Linked DNA regions of Homo sapiens: region 2 is linked to region 1. Evidence: read pairs that join two places in POLR2A ChIA-PET (ENCODE). Cell type or tissue: A673. All regions are shown on one strand. Each heading gives the region's core, and the rest is flanking DNA. Links, peaks and the distances in the headings are about the cores only.

Region 1 (7,876 bases), core at 1,078-6,077:
TGGGACTTCATACGACACAAATTTCTTTCTTTTTTTTTTTATTTTTTGAGACAGAGTCTTGCTCTGTCGCCCAGGCTGGAGTGCAGTGGCGTGATCTCGGCTCACTGCAAGCTCTGCCTTCCGGGTTCACACCATTCTCCTGCCTCAGCCTCTCGAGTAGCTGGGACTACAGGCGCCTGCCACCACGCCCGGCTAATTTTTTGTATTTTTAGTAGAGACGGGGTTTCACCGTGGTCTCGATCTCCTGACCTCATGATCCGTCCACCTCGGCCTCCCAAAGTGCTGGGATTACAGGCGTGAGCCACCGCGCCCGGCCTCCATACGACACAAATTTCTATCTTGTGGTTCCGGATGCCAGGACTCCAAAATGGGTCTCACTGGCTAAAATCAAGGTGTCAGCAGGGCTGCATTCCCTCTAGAAGCTCCAGGAGGAAATCAATTTCCTGGCTTTTGCAGCTTTCAGAGGCTGCTCACATTCCTTGGCTCCTGGCCCCACATCATTGCAACTTCCACCTCCATGGTCACTTCTCTCTGACTCTGACCCTCCTGCCTCCTTCTCATAAGGACCCTGGTAATCACGCTGGGCCCACCCAAATAACCCAGGCTAATTCCATCTCAAGGTTCTTAACTTAATCACACCTGCAAATTCCCTTTGACCACATAAGAGAACATATTCTCAGTTTCCAGGTATTGGAATATAGACATTTTTGGTACTACTATTCAGTCTACCATATCATCTTTTTTTAACACATTTCAAAGTAAGTTGCAGACATCAGTACTTTTCCCTCTAATCACACACATCACTAATTAGAGTTCAGTATTTATTTATAGTTCTTTTATTTCCTTGGAGTTAAAAGGTACATGCCATGAAATGCACAAATTTAAAGTACACATGCAGAGTTTTGACAAATGCTGCACCTGCGTATCTCAAACCACTCTCACTGTAAAGAATATTTTCATAACAACAGAAAATCCCTCCTGCTCCTCCCCAAGCAACTCCTGCCCACAGCCCCAGAGGCAACCACCACAGATTAGCTCTGTCTGCTGTAGAACATTGTAAAAGTGAAATTAGCGGGGTGTAGTGGTACACACCTGTGGTCCTCGCTCCTTGGGAGGCTGAGGCAGAAGGATCACTGGAGGCCAGGAGTTCGAGGCTGCAGTGAGCTATGACTGCACCACTGCACTTCAGCCTGGGCATCAGAGTGAGATCTCATCTTTGAAAAAAATGAAATGAAATGAAATCACACAGTGTGTACTCTTTTGGTCTGTCTTGGTTTGCTCAGCATAGTGGTTTTGAGAGTCTCGGGTGATTTCCTGTACCGGCACCTTGTTCCTTGACACTGCCCAGGATCATTCCGTCCTGTCAATTACTGCTGTCCGTGTATCCATTCACCTACTGATGGTCCCCAAGCTGTTTCCAAGTACCAGCTCTTATGAATGAAGCTGCTATGAACATTCCTGTACAAGAGTCTTCTTACAGATTCCTACTTTTTTTTTTTCTTTCTTTTTGACAGAGTATCACTCTGTTGCTTAGGCTGGAGTGCAGTGGCACGATATTGACTGCCACTGCAACCTCCACCTCCCGGGTTCAAGTGATTCTCCTGCCTCAGCCTCCCAAGTAGCTGGGATTACAGGCATGCACCACCACGCCCAGCTAATTTTTATATTTTTAGGTTTCGTCATGTTGGCCAGACTGGTCTTGAACTCCTGAGCTCAGGTGATCTGTCCGCCTCAGCCTCCCAGAGTGCTGGGATTACAGGAATGAGCCACCGTGCTCAGCCACAGATTCCTACTTCTGTTGAGCAAATCTATCTAAGATTTACTGGAATTGCTGGGTCATAGGAAGGATGGTTACTTGATTTTAAAAGAAACTACCAAGCTGATTTCCTGAGGGGCCACACCACTGCACATCCCTCCAGCCTGAGTGAGTAGCAGCTGTCCTATTCTCACCACATCTTCCAGCCTTTCCCATGGGTCTGCGGGGCATTCCCTGTTCTTCTCATGTGCATTTCCCAGGTGGCTGGTGACGGGGAGCACTTTTCCAGATGCATATTGGCTATCTGTCAATCTTCTTTGGTGACGTGTCTGTTCAAACCCTTTATCTATCTATTCTTTTACTGCGTTGACTGTGTTTTTATTCTTGAGTTGCGGAAGTTCTCTCCATCTCCTGGACCCCAGTCTTTTATCAAACATGTGTTTTGCAAACATTTTCTCCCACTCGATGGCTTGACCAGGTCCAGCTTTTTTGTTTTTTGGTTTTTGGTTTTTGAGATGGAGTCTCACTCTGTCGCCCAGGCTGGAGTGCAGTGGCGTGATCTCAGCTCACTGCAACGTCCACCTCCTGGGTTCAAGCTATTCTCCTGCCTCAGCCTCCCGAGTAGCTGGGATTACAGGCGTACACCATCACGCCCAGCTAATTTTTGTATTTTTTAGTAGAGATGGGGTTTTGCCATGTTGGCCAAGCTGGTCTTGAACTCCTGACTTCAAGTGATCCGCCCACCTCAGCCTTCCAAAGTGCTGGGATTACAGGTGTGAGCCACCACGCCCGGCCCCAGGTCCAGTTTTAAGTACATCATTTCATTTAATAACTCACTCAATTCTCTAATGACCCTATGAGTTAAGTAGGCTTTACAGAAGAAGAAACTGAGGCACAGCGTGGGGAAGTACCTTCCCCAGGGTCACAGCTCCAGGGCCCAGAAAGATCAGTTCAAGCCCATGCAGTCTGGCCTCAAGAGCAGTCACCCTAACCACTACACTAGACTGCCTCTTGCTTGCTGGGCAAATACACAAAGATCACTGTAAATGGTCATCATTATCTCCCAGTGAAATGGGAATGCACCACACCCCAGGAAGACAGGAACTGTGCCAACAACCTGAAACAGGAATGCAGGGACATGATGGTGCCAATGGGCAAAGAGGGGCCCCCACCCTGCTGGAGGTGCAACATTTAAGTCAACAGGGCAGAGAGTTGTCAGATCAGAGAGAACAGGGGACGTGAGGGCTTTCAGCCAAGGAAGATCATGGGACCCACAGAAAGCAAACGAAGACCCCATGGCCAGGCCAAGGGAGAAGACCTGGGAGCTGGAGCTGGAGCTGGGCTGGGCTGGGCTGGACAGGCGCTGGGTGGCTGGCGAGAATCTGGACTTGGTCCTGGAGTAGCATGAAGCCACTAGGGTTCTGTCTTCTTCTTATAAACACCAACAAGTTCATTCAGCACAAAAAGGATCTAATGTGTCTCCTCTAGCGCGTCTTCCTAACACTGGGGCTGGGTGCAGCTTAAATGCCAGGAATGACATCAGCTTACTAGGAGCCAGCTGGGAAGATGACTCCCATCTGAATCATTCTTCCAGTTTAAGCAGGGTCAGCGGCAATGAAGAGCCACACTGCCTGGAGTTAAATCTCACCTGCTGGCAGGATGACCTCGATCCTCTCTAAGCCTGTGTTTGCCCATCTGCAAAATGGGAATAACCACATAACACCGACTTCCCAGCTTGGTGTGAGGAGTAAACAAGGTAATAATGCAGGAAGCATCTAGCACAGCACCTGGGACATCAGCAGTGCCCAAGTCTTAGCTACGGTGTGATTATTATAAGCTCCATTCTGATTTGTTTTTGTTTTTGTTTTTTTGAGACAGGGTCTCAGTCTGTCATCCAGGCTGGAGCAAAGTGGCACGATCTCAGCTCACCGCAACCTCCACCTCCCAGGCTCAAGCGATCCTCCCACCTCAGCCTCCCGAGTAGCTGGGACTACAAGCAAAAGCCACCATGCCTGGCTAATTTTTGTATTTTTGGTAGAGACAAGGTTTCACCATGTTGGCCAGGCTGGGACTACAGGCATGTGCCACCATGCTCAGCTGTTTTTTCTTTTTTTGTTGTTGTTTTGTTTTCTTTTGCAGAGACGAGGTCTCACTATATTGCCCAGGCTAGTCTCAAACTCCTGGGCTCAAGCGATCCTCCTGCCTTGGCCTCCCAAAGTACTGGGATTATAAGCATTTTTTTTTTGTTTTTAATCTTCCTTTAACTTTTACCCTCACTTCTCAGATTATCTTTATTATGATTATTATTTTGATGCAGGGCCTCACTCTGTCACACAGCTGCAGTGCAGTGGCGCAATCATGGTTCACTGCAGCCCTGATCTCCTGGGCTCAAGCCAGCCTCCCACCTGAGCCTCCCACCTGAGCCTCCCAAGTAGCTGGGACCACAGACGTGCACCACCACGCCTGATTGATTTTTTTTTTAATTTTTAATAAAAAGGGGTTCTCTCTATGTTGCCCAGGCTGGTCTTGAACTCCTGAGCTCAAGTGATCCGCCCATCTCAGCCTCGCAGAGAAATGGGATTACAGGCATGAGCCAACGCACTCCTTCTATTAAACTTATATATATCAAGTATAAACTCATTTAGATTTTACTTTGAAAGACATTACAGTTGACTCTTGAAAAACACAGGTTTGAATTATATGAGTCCACTTACATGCAGATTTTTTCCAATAAACATATTGGAAAATTTTTTGGAGATTTGTGACAATTTGAAAAAACTGCAAACCACGTAGCCCAGAAATATTTTTAAAAATTAAGAAAAAGTTAGATATGCGACAAATGCATAAAATATATGTAGATACTCATCTGTTTTATCATTTACCACCATAAAATACATACAAATCTACTATAAAAAGTTAAAATGTATCAAAACTTACACACACACACAGACTGTGTTCACAGTTGAGAGAAATGTAAACAAATGTAAAGATGCAGTACTTATGTATTTATTTATTTTATTGTATTTATTTTATTTTTTTGAGACAGTCTCATTCTGTCACCCAGGCTGGAGTGCAGTGGCATGATTTTGGCTCACTGCAATGTCTGCCTCCTGGGTTCAAGTGATTCTCCTGCCTCAGCTTCCTGAGTAGCTGGGATTACAGGTGCCCACCACCACGCCTGGTTAATTTTTATCTTTTTAGTAGAGACAAGGTTTCACCATTTGGCCAGGCTGGTGTCGAACTCCTGACCTTAAGTGATCCGCCCGCCTCGGCCTCCCAAAGTGCTGGGATTACAGGCGTGAGCCACTGCACCCAGCCAAGATGCAGTATTCAATAATAACTGCATAAAATTAACTGCAGTCCATACTGCACCACTGTAATAGTAGCCGCCTCCTGTTGCTATTGCATTGCTTAGAACATTATTTGATGTTAATTATCTCCACTTGAGCAGTTCACCGCTCCAGTAAATTCCATATCATAGTAAAAAAAAAAAAAAGTGATCTGTTTGGGTTCCCACGTATTTTTCATCATGTTTAGTGCAATACCGTAAACCCTGAATAACACTATGGGACTCATACAAAGCACCACTTGTGTTGCTGTAAGTGCTCCCAAGAAGCCTTGACGGACGGGCGCGGTGGCTCACACCCGTAATCCCAGCACTTTGGGAGGCTGAGGCAGGCGGATCACAAGGTCAGGAGATCGAGACCATCCTGGCCACCACGGTGAAACCCCATTTCTACTAAAAATACAAAAAAATCAGCCGGGCACGGTGGCACATGCCTGTAATCCCAGCTACTTGGGAGGCTGAGGCAGGAGAATCGCTTGAACCCAGGAGGCGGAGGCTGCAGTGAGCCGAGATCGCACCATTGCACTCCAGCCTGGGCAACAGAGCGAGACTCCGTCTCAAAAAAAAAAAAAAAAAAAAGGAAAAAGAAAAGAAGAAAAGCGTGACATTCCAAGAAGCTGAATAGCTTGAGATGTTGTATGGTAGGGTGAGGTCTGCAGCTGCAGTTGCCGGCCACTTCAGAGCATTCATCTTGTAAACGCATGTTGTAAACGTGCAGCATCAATAAACACAGCACAGTACTATAAATGCATATTCTCTTCCTTATGATTTTCCTAATAACATTTTCTTTCCTCAGGCTCACTTTGTAGTAAGAATACAGCACATAATGCATAGAACATACAAAATATTGTTAATTGTTTATGTTATCAGTGAGGCTTCCAGTCAACAGCAGGCTATCACTAGTTAAGTTTTGTGGGAGTCAAAAGTTACACATGGTGGCCGGGTGCAGTTGTTCATGCCTGTAATACCAGTACTTTGGAAGGCTGAGGTGAGCGGATCAACTGAGGCCAGGAGTTTGAGACCAGCCTGGCCAACATGGTGAAACTCTGTCTCTACTAATAATACAAAAATTAGCTGGGTGTGGTGGTGCACGCCTGTAATCCCAGCTACTCGGGAAGCTGAGGCAGGAGAATCACTTGAACCTGGGAGGCAGGGGTTGCAGTGAGCCAAGATTGCACCACTGCACTCCAGCCTAGTGACAAGAGCGAAACTCCGTCTCAAAAAAAAAAAAAAAAAAAAAAGTTACACGTGGATTTCTGACTGCATGGGGGTCAGTGCCTCTTTCCCCCTGTGCTGTTCAAGGGTCAATTCTATTAATTTTAAAACAAAAAGAAAAAAGACAGGGATGAAGACACTTCAAATTAAGCTATGGGCCAGATGCTTCTCAAGAGCTGGGCATGGTGGTGTGCACCTATTGTTTCAGCTACTCAGGAGGCTAAGGCAGGAGGATCCCTTGAGGCCAGGAGTTCAAGGCTACAGTGTCTGATGATCTGGCCTGTGAACAGCCACTGCACTCCAGCCTGGGCAACACAGCAAGACCCCCATCTCAAACATATATATATGTATAAAGACCCCCATCTCAAATATATATGTATAAAGACCCCCATCTCAAACATATATATGTATAAAGACACCCATCTCAAACATATATATGTATAAAGACACCCATCTCAAACATATATATGTATAAAGACACCCATCTCAAATATATATGTATAAAGAATATATATTCTTTATAATATAATTATAATTATAATTGCTGTTGCAGTAAAAGAATGCAGACACAATGCAATGAATTCCAAAATTATTCTTTATATTCTTTATACATATATTCTTTATATATTTTTATTTGTATGTTCATATATATATATATATTCTTCAAATTCCATTTATAGCAAAAATAAACTCTGAATACCATATGCGCATGAGGCCCCGCCCCGGACCTCCCCCTTTCTCCAGCCTTGTCAGGGGCACTCCATCCACATGTTTAAAGTGGGGCCTGGTCAGTTCTAGTTCCCTGGAGTCTGGAGTAACTTGAGAAGCAGAAAACAACAAGGGCAGACAGGGCTCCGCTGAGACAGCTGCTTCCAGGAGCGTCTGGATTTGAGCAAGCAACGTACGCAGGCCCTAGGAGTGCTAACATTTTCACTCCCTCTTTAACTTTTTAATAGCTTAACATTCAAGTCTAGATCCTGTGGAACTGTAATTTTTCAAATGAAAACACGTATAATAATGCATGACTTTGTAAGAGAACAAGCAAAGAAATTCCTAAGATGGCGTTGCTTGGGGAAACCAACATTACCGACTGATTGTGGGTGGCTGGCAGGTAAAGGTTCAAAGGCCAAAACCAAGCTCATCACTTCAAGTGGCAAAGCTTAAAGGAGCAGGCCTCCAACTACTATCAGGCAAGCGTAAAGAACTCCCACTCAGAGACTGCCAAATGTTCTCTGATGCCGTAGGCTGGTGAGGAAGGCAAAAATGCCTCCTGGTGCCCATGTGAGTTGCCCTCACATTTCTGGGTACAAGGAATTCCAGCTCAGAAACACCTGCTTCTCTGCACACGCTAAACAGTTACTCAGCCAAGTATACCTCAAAAAAGTATTGGGGGCCGGGAGTGGTGGCTCACTCCTGTAATCCCAGCACTTTGGGAGGCCGAGGTGGGCGGATCAGTTGAGGTCAGGAGTTTGAGATCAGCCTGGCCAACATGATGAAATCCTGTCTTTACTAAAAATATAAAAAATTAGCTGGATGTGCTCGCTTGAACCCAGGAGGCA
Region 2 (7,876 bases), core at 1,840-6,839, 290 kb before region 1:
ACACCCTCACACAAACCCACTCATATACACACACACGCCACATCCCCACACTACTTATACCCTCACATACAAACACACCACAGACCCCACATACAGCACACACACAGCACTCACACCTTCACACACATACACCACTCACACCCTCACACACACCCACTCATACACACACACACACCACATCCCCACACTGCTTACACCTTCACATACAAACACACCACAGGCCCCATACACAGCACTCACACCCTCACACACACACGCCACTCACACCCTCATACACCCCCCAAACACCACCACACACCATTCACTCACACCTTCACACACTCACACACACCACACACCCCACAAACCACCACACACCACTCAAACCCTCACACACATCACTCATACTCACACACACACAGCCTGAGACACACACATTGACACACATCACTCACATATACATATCACACTCGTATCTTCATATATACACACAACACACTCTGCTCACACTTTCATACACACACACATACACACACATTCACAAACACACCATACACAGCGCAGACCACACACCAACCATACCACATACACACAACGCACACATACAACACACACATTTATACTCATATACCACACATGACACACAACACACATAACATACATATATAACACACAACACACACTCTTATACACACGTACACACACAACACATACAACACACACACAGCACACACTTTCAACAGTCCTAGGTATACTCACAAACATACACATCTCACACATACCACACACACCACCACACACTATATATAACACACAGACACACCGTAAACATACATCACACACCTCATATACAGTACCACACAGACATATGACACACACAAGACACACACACCACTCACACACTCTCATATTCACACACATACCACACTCACAAAAAACACACAGCACTCACACACTCTCATATTCACACACATACCACACACACAAAACACACACCACTCATTCAGATTCTCTCATACACACATACATATTCACACATGTACCATACACCCCACACATTTAATACGCATACACAGAACACACATAGCACATGCACACACCAAACACCACATACAAATCACACATACAACACACACACACCACTCATACAACAAACACAACACACAACACACACATACACACACTATACACCACACACACAGACACCACACACACAACACACCCCATCCCAGCAACACAGGCGGCCTGCTGTGACACCCCTACACTTCCTCCCCTTGCTCAGCCCGCATCCCTCAACGCTGAGTGTCCCTGGCACTGAGAGCCTGAGACACGGTCCCTGCTAGGGCACAGATGACAGGCACCTCTCCAGCATAACAGCCAAAATCAGACGGGACAGTCTGGCAGGCACCTTCCAGCCCCGCCACCACCAGCACCGGGCACTTCTACCTGTTCCATGGCCTCTCTTGGCCTCAGTTTCCTCCGTCCCCCTCTTGGGATATTTGCCAGGCGCCAGGAGAAGTATCTCATGGGCCCAGTCTCATTTAGTCCTCGAGACACTCTATGCGGGAGGCAGTGCTGTGACCTCTTTAGGAAAGAGAACTGACGTTCAGGGAGCTTCTGTGCCGTGCCCAAGGCCACCTGGCCAATTAGGGACAAAGTGCCACCTTGCTACAAATCCCATGAGCCTTCCCACTGGGCAACACTGCCTGCCCCTGTGGCTGAGCAGGCACTGCCTCCCTGAACCCTCACTGTGACCCTGACCTCGCCCTGCTGGGGCATTCATGGGGTCCCTCTGCCCCTCCCATGAGCAGGGCCCACATCGGCTCCCTTGGAGGGAGATTGTGTCCTGCTTGGGCAGCTGCTCAAGCCAGGTCCACTGAAGACAGGAAGGGATGGACACCTGTGAGACAGGTGGGGAAACTGAGGCACTCCAACAGTGCAGGCTTCCTAGGGTGGGCGCCCCAGCACCATTCCCACTGTCCAGCTGGGTGCCTCGGGCATGAGGCTGAGCCTCCCTCTTATCTTTGAAAGGGGCCCAGGATGTGGCATCGGAAATGCCATCTGGATTCCCAGCCCCATCAGTGGGTCACGCGCAAGCTGTTGCCAGGCACCTCCCGCTGTCTTGGTTCCTCCTCAGTAAGGAGAGGGTGCAGCACTTGCCCTCGGTGCCTTCTCTTGATGTTTACTAAGGTACCTGTGAGGGGCCAAGGCTGGAGGACTGGGCCTGGACGTCAGGCAGACCTGGGCTTGAGCCCCGATTCTGCCCCTAGCTGGCTGTGTGGCTCAGAGCAGATGTCCTAACCTCTCTGAGTCCCAGCACCTCTGCTGTGAAGTGGGGAGGACGCTGCCCAGCACTGTGGTGAGGAACAAATAAAGCATAAAGAATACATCAAGTATAAAGGGCTCAGCCCAGTTTCTGGTGCGGTTCCATCAATGCTTAGAAAAATGAAATGAGGGCCACCATCTCAGGAGACCCAGGTGGGAGGATCTTGGGGCCAGTCCTCCAGGGGCTCCCTTCTCCCTCCTAAAATGCGGAATCGATAAAAGATCCTCATCTCCATTCTCTCTTGGGGCCCTCGAGGAGGCTGCAACCTTCTCCCCACGAGATCTCTTTACACCAGAGGTCTCCCGGCCAGGGACAGGGGAAGGTGGGGAAACGGGGGCTCACTGGCTTCGAGGCCACAGAAGGGCAAGCGCAGCCTTGTCCCGCAGGTGAGGGGCGAAATGGGGGGCAGACTGGAGCTGGGGGGCTGCCGGGTGGAGAGGGGAGAAGAAGCCGAAGAGGGGACCCCATGCAGTGGCCCAGGAGGGTCGGGAAGTGGGGCCTTTCCCACAGGAAACCCTGGCAGAGGAGCTTGTCTCATGTGAAGGGTTCTCGGCCCAAGCTGACCGTGACCCTGATCCTCCTGGCCAGGGTCTGGCTGGCAGGAATAACGTGGCTCCCAGACAAAGCAGGTGTATGTTCCATGGGGATGGGAGGACTGGGGAGTAGGAGACTGGGGTGGGAAGAGGAGAGGAAAAGGGAGTGGGGAGGAGGAGGAAGGAACAAAGGAGAGAGGAAGAACGCAGAGGAAGGAAGGAAGGAGGAAGGGAGGGAGGAAGGAAACGGGGCAGGAAAGCGGAAAGAGGGAAGGGAAAAGTAGAAGGAAGGAAAATGAGGAGGAAGGCGTGAAAGAACGGACGGAAAGGAAGTAAAAAGAGAGAAAGTGAGAAGCCACCGCAAACAGCAGGAGGGGAGAGAGAAAGAGCCAGAGGGGGAGAAAAGAGACCGCGAAAGAAAAAAAAAAAATGAGAGGAGGACGCAAGAGAGAGAGAGGGAGAGAGAGAGAGGAAGGGAGGAGAGAGGAAGGGAGAGAGAGGAGGGCGCAGGACGCGGCGGGCAGGGCGGCGGGAGCTCGGCGAGCCCGGGCGAGGGGGCAGCAGAGGGCGCGGCGCGGAGCGAGCGCCAAAGAGTGAAGTGGGCAGCGGCGGCGGCGGCGGCGGCGGCGGCGAGCGCGGGGCCCGGCGAGCATGAGCGCGGCGGCGGCGGCGGCGGGCGCGGCGCGGGGCTCGGGGCCGGCGGGCGGCCGGGCGGCGCGGGCCGCCGAGTAGCCGCGGGCGGCGACGGGGCATGCGGCCGGCCGCCGGACCCCCAGCCGGACCCCGAGCCGGACGCCGAGCCGGAGCTGCAGCCCCGGCCCCAGCCCCAGCCCCGGCCCCGGCCCCAGCTCCGCGCCGCGCCCGGCGCGCCTAGGAGCGGGCGCCTTCCGAGCGCCGATCAGGGAGCCCGGAGTCCCCGCGTCCCCGCAGCCCCCAGAACCCGGACAACTGTTGCGGCGGCGGCAGGGGCATCGCGGGGGCGTGGGCAGCCCCCGCACCCCAGCAGGCGGCTCCCGCGGGCGCCGGCTCCCGGCTACGAAGCGAGGAACGAGCGGGCGGCGGGCACGAGGTGAGCTGAGCCCCGGGGCGGGCAGGGCGGGGGCCGCGCGGGGGAGGGGCGCGCCTGGGCCGGGGTCCGAGAGCGGCGGGGAAAGGGGCCGGGGCGGAGCTCCTGGCGGAGGAGGGTCTGGGCGAGTGGGGGGCGGGGTCTGCGGCGCGGGGCTCCGGAGAAGGGGTGAAGGGTGGGCGCTTTGGGAGAGGCGGGTAAGGGGCATATGACGGGGGTCCGGGGCTCTTTAGAAAGGGGCTGGGGACGACCGGGGAAGGGTCCGGGGGCAGGAACCGTGCGGGACAGCCGGTGTTCGGCACTGGGGTCCGCGCCGGCGCTCACCAAGGTCGGGGTCGCTGAACCTTGGAGAGGAAGGGGCTGGGTTCCGAAGAGAGCAGTTCGGGGCGCACCGCGCCGGGACGCGGCGGCCGGGACCGGAATCCGCGTCCAAGGGGGGGACTGGCTTCCAAGAACAGAGTCGGGGAGCTCAGTGAGCTGGGAGCCCCGTGCGGGCTGCACGGGGACTGAGGGCCACGCTGCGGACCCAGAGGGGCCTGGGGGTCCCAGCTGGGCAGCGCAGGGGACGGGTAGAAGGACCCCTCCCAAGTGCGTGCCCCTGGGTCCTGGTCCGCCGCGCGGCCCCTGCGGAACCGCTGTCGCCTCCGGGGCCGAATCAACATTGATCCCGCGCCCGGGGCTGGGGTGGCCCGGCCCGGCGGCAGCCTCGGAAGCTCATTAGTGCCCGTGGTTGCCATGGCAACGAGACCCCAAGCGTCTCGAGGTTATATTTATTCTAATTATTATTATCATTATTAGTATTAGTATTTGTTACTCAGCCAGAGGAAAAAAAAACAGGGGGAAAAAGCCAGCGCGTCCTGGCGCCTGCAACTGTTACCTCTTTGGAAAGAGTCAAGAGGATGTGGGCAAACAAGGCCGGGTCCATGCCCCCTAGGGTCTCCCCCACTCTTGCTAGCTGCCCCAGCCTCACCCCTGGGGCCATCCGACAGGGAAGGGGAGTTATGTAATCTGCGGGAGAGCACCTCTGGGGATGCCTCTTTGTGTCTCCCCTACCTCTCTGGGCCTCCTGAGCCTGTTTTAAGTGATTGCACCTGTCACTTAAAGGCATCCCAGCCTAGGATGGGAAGAACACGAAGTGCCCCACACAGGGACTCTCTGGGGGTGGCCTCCAGCCCCCTCTCCACGGCTGTGTGACCTTGACCAAGGCTCCTGAGGCTTCCCAGCCCGTTTCCTCATCTGGAAGATAGAATGGCAGCCATGCCCACCACCAAAGGCTGCTGTGAGCTCACTCTGAGAAACCCCTGTCGGTTCCCACTGAGCATTGGTGGCTGTGTGACCCCAGGCAGCTGTCCACATGTCTCTGGACCTCAGTTTACTAGACTATAAAATGAGGGCCCTGCTCTGGGCATTGTCTAAAGTGTTTTCTGTCAGTAATGTCCTGTGAATCTCGCTGCTGGCTGGCTGTGCCTGAAATACCATCAAGTTCAGCTCTGTTCAGACCCAGACTGATGAGAAGTCCCTCCCTCCATCACCCTTTGTTTCCTCGCCTGGTTCTGATTGTCCAAACCTTGCTGGGAATCAGATGGTCCAGGGGTAACCATTGGGACTTTTCACCTACTGGTAGGCTTCAGCTTCGGTGAGAAGTGTCATTCAAAAGCAGAATTCAAATAACCTTCAGGTCCTGGTGTCAACCAGTACAATCTCCATGCCGGTCACGGTTGCCTAGAATTGGGGGGTCGCTCCCCATCCCCTGAATCTGTGACTGCTCAGTGCGGGACACTTCTCTGCAAGCACCTCGTCTCCCCAGAGAGGCTGTCTGCTGTGCCTGTTCTGGCAAGAGATGACCAGGAAGTTCTGCAACCAGGCAGCCCCGGCCCCTCTTGTGGCTGAAACTGAAAGCCCCAGGCAAGGGTTTCTGACAGTTTCTTTCTTTAATGTCATCTTCACGCTGCGTTCCTGGCACTGTCTCAGGCATCTGGGAGGTATGGACTGATGAAGAGGGGTGAGGGGAGCAGTTTGGCTTAGAGCCGCGCGTGTGTGTGTGTGTGTGTGTGTGTCCCATTCTCGCTCTCCTGAGCCACCCAGCCTGGAGCTTATCAGGGCAGGTGGACCAGATGAGAGGGGTAGGGGGCAGGGCCAGTGCTGCTCACTCAGACCTGTGAGTCAGTGAGTGACAAAGAAAGCGAGCGGGACCTGCCCAGAGTGAGACCAGCTGAGAGCCACTCCCAGTTACCGGTCATCCATCCATCCATCCCTTCACTCCCCTTCTTCAGCCAACTCCCCGAGCCCCCATGCCTGTGCTGAAGGGCCTCGGCTCACCCTTGGCACTCTCAAGGAAGCAGAGGAGGAAGTGACCCTGGACAAGCCAGCAGAGCTGGAGGCATCCCTAGGTCAGGTCATGAGGCAGTGGGGAGCTCCTGGGGGTGGGGAAGTGCACGTGCGGTAGGCACCTGTCCTTTGGAGCCTGGGAGAGGTTGGGGCCAGGGGAGCTTGGTCCAGAATGACAGGCGTGAATCAGCTAGAGGAAGGGGGAGATGTTCTGGGCAGGGACCCTCTGTGGGCAGAGATGCAGACACAGCAGGGCGGCTGAAGCCTTCTGGACCTGCGGGTCTGGGAGGTGGCTGCAGACCTGGAGGGCTGGGGGATGGAGCAGGGCCAGGGCAGGAGACAACACTACCCCCAGCTTGAGTGAGGGTTTGAATAGCAGGGTGGGGCAGGGAGGAGGGGAGGGTGGCCAGGTTCGGAGCTTAGACAGCTTCTGGGTGGGCTGCCCATGGTTGAGGTGGGCACAGGGAGAGGCAGTTTGGGCCAAGAAGGTGAATCTGATTTCCAGTTCCCTAGGACAATTGGCCAAGCCCTCTCCAGCCCCACCCCAAAGGCCACACTGCAAGAGGGTTGCCTCATGCCCAGGCCCTTGGCTTCTGGGGCGGGTTGGGGGGCGGTGGCATGTAGACAGCAGGTCTGGCCACTTCAGCTGTCTGTGTCCACAGTACAGGACTTCACCGAACAGGCTCACAATTGCACCCTCCACAGCACTAGGGTTGCACTTGGCAGTGACAGCCCGAAGGCCTGCCCCGAGCCAGGTACCATGCTGAGCACACTCGGAACCCAGCTTCCCACTTAATCCTCATGCCAATCTTGTCAGTGGCAACTGTGGATTCTGTTGTATAGATGAGAAAACTGGCCCAAAGAGGCTAATAATACATAACCCCACCAGGACCAGGCTCCCAACCACTACACTATACCACCTAGTGAGGGGTGGCAATATAGAGTTCCTAGGACACAGCACCAGGAACCATGAGGGGGCAGGGGCCCCGCAGTCTCACTTTCTAGTCATTATCCTGTTTACTTTCCAATATTACTGACCCAGAGCCTGGCCTGCCTTATGCTTAGATGAAAGCTATCCCCTCCCTTCTTAGGGATGCTTTGCCTCTATTAACCCAGTCTTGGCTGCTTTAGCTTCTCCCCAGTTGACTTGTACAACAGATTCACAGGATCTTAGAGCGAACTGAGAGCCCCTTCCCCAGCGCCCCCAAGAGAGGCTTTTCCCAGCCCAGCTGCTCTTTCAGAAGTTACTGAAACAATTGTCAACCCCTAAGAATAGTGGGGCCTTGTTTCCTAAACACTAAACAGGCAGAGTTCTGGACATCTGAGCCAGGATGAGTGAGGAGGGTGACCCGAGGCCCTGCCCACCCTGGTTATGCCCTCCTGGGGACACCAGGGGACACCCATTCCATAGGCGCTGGTCTCACTCTGCACAGGGCCTGGCAGGAGGGTGGCCCCATCTCTTCCTCCCTCCCTTTTTGCACCCCTTCCCTCCTTCCTGCCTTCCTCCAGGGTACACATTCCTTGACCCCTAAGCATGAACCCCCTAGGGAGGTGGAGGAGACTCCAAGGTCACTGAGACCCACCCCCGGGCAGCTTCCAGCCAACCTGTTTAACGATTGACTCTATGAATAAATCATTCTCTAG

What was found. ChIA-PET counts read pairs that join two places held together with the same protein. Peaks named below come from ENCODE experiments on the same cell type or tissue, not always from the same donor. Only the 100,000 strongest peaks of a DNase experiment are listed, where the experiment ranks them.
Region 2: POLR2A ChIA-PET joins it to region 1 with 14 read pairs; 2 of 35 experiments call an interaction of 5 or more read pairs at or near these places.

Annotation. Positions count from the first base shown.
Region 1 is chr22:44,033,174-44,041,049 of GRCh38, reverse strand. The region is part of intron 1 of PARVB (parvin beta); the gene reads right to left. Among named protein-coding and RNA genes, the nearest start is that of PARVB, 13 kb to the right of the region's middle. RefSeq lists an enhancer at 2,529-3,061. In A673, for the core only: no CTCF peak of the experiment used is centred there; a DNase peak (open chromatin) is centred at 3,299.
Region 2 is chr22:44,327,526-44,335,401 of GRCh38, reverse strand. It overlaps a transcript of SHISAL1 not described here. Among named protein-coding and RNA genes, the nearest start is that of SHISAL1, 19 kb to the right of the region's middle. In A673, for the core only: a CTCF peak has its summit at 3,325; no DNase peak of the experiment used is centred there; H3K4me3 peaks cover 289 bases; H3K27me3 peaks cover 3,208 bases.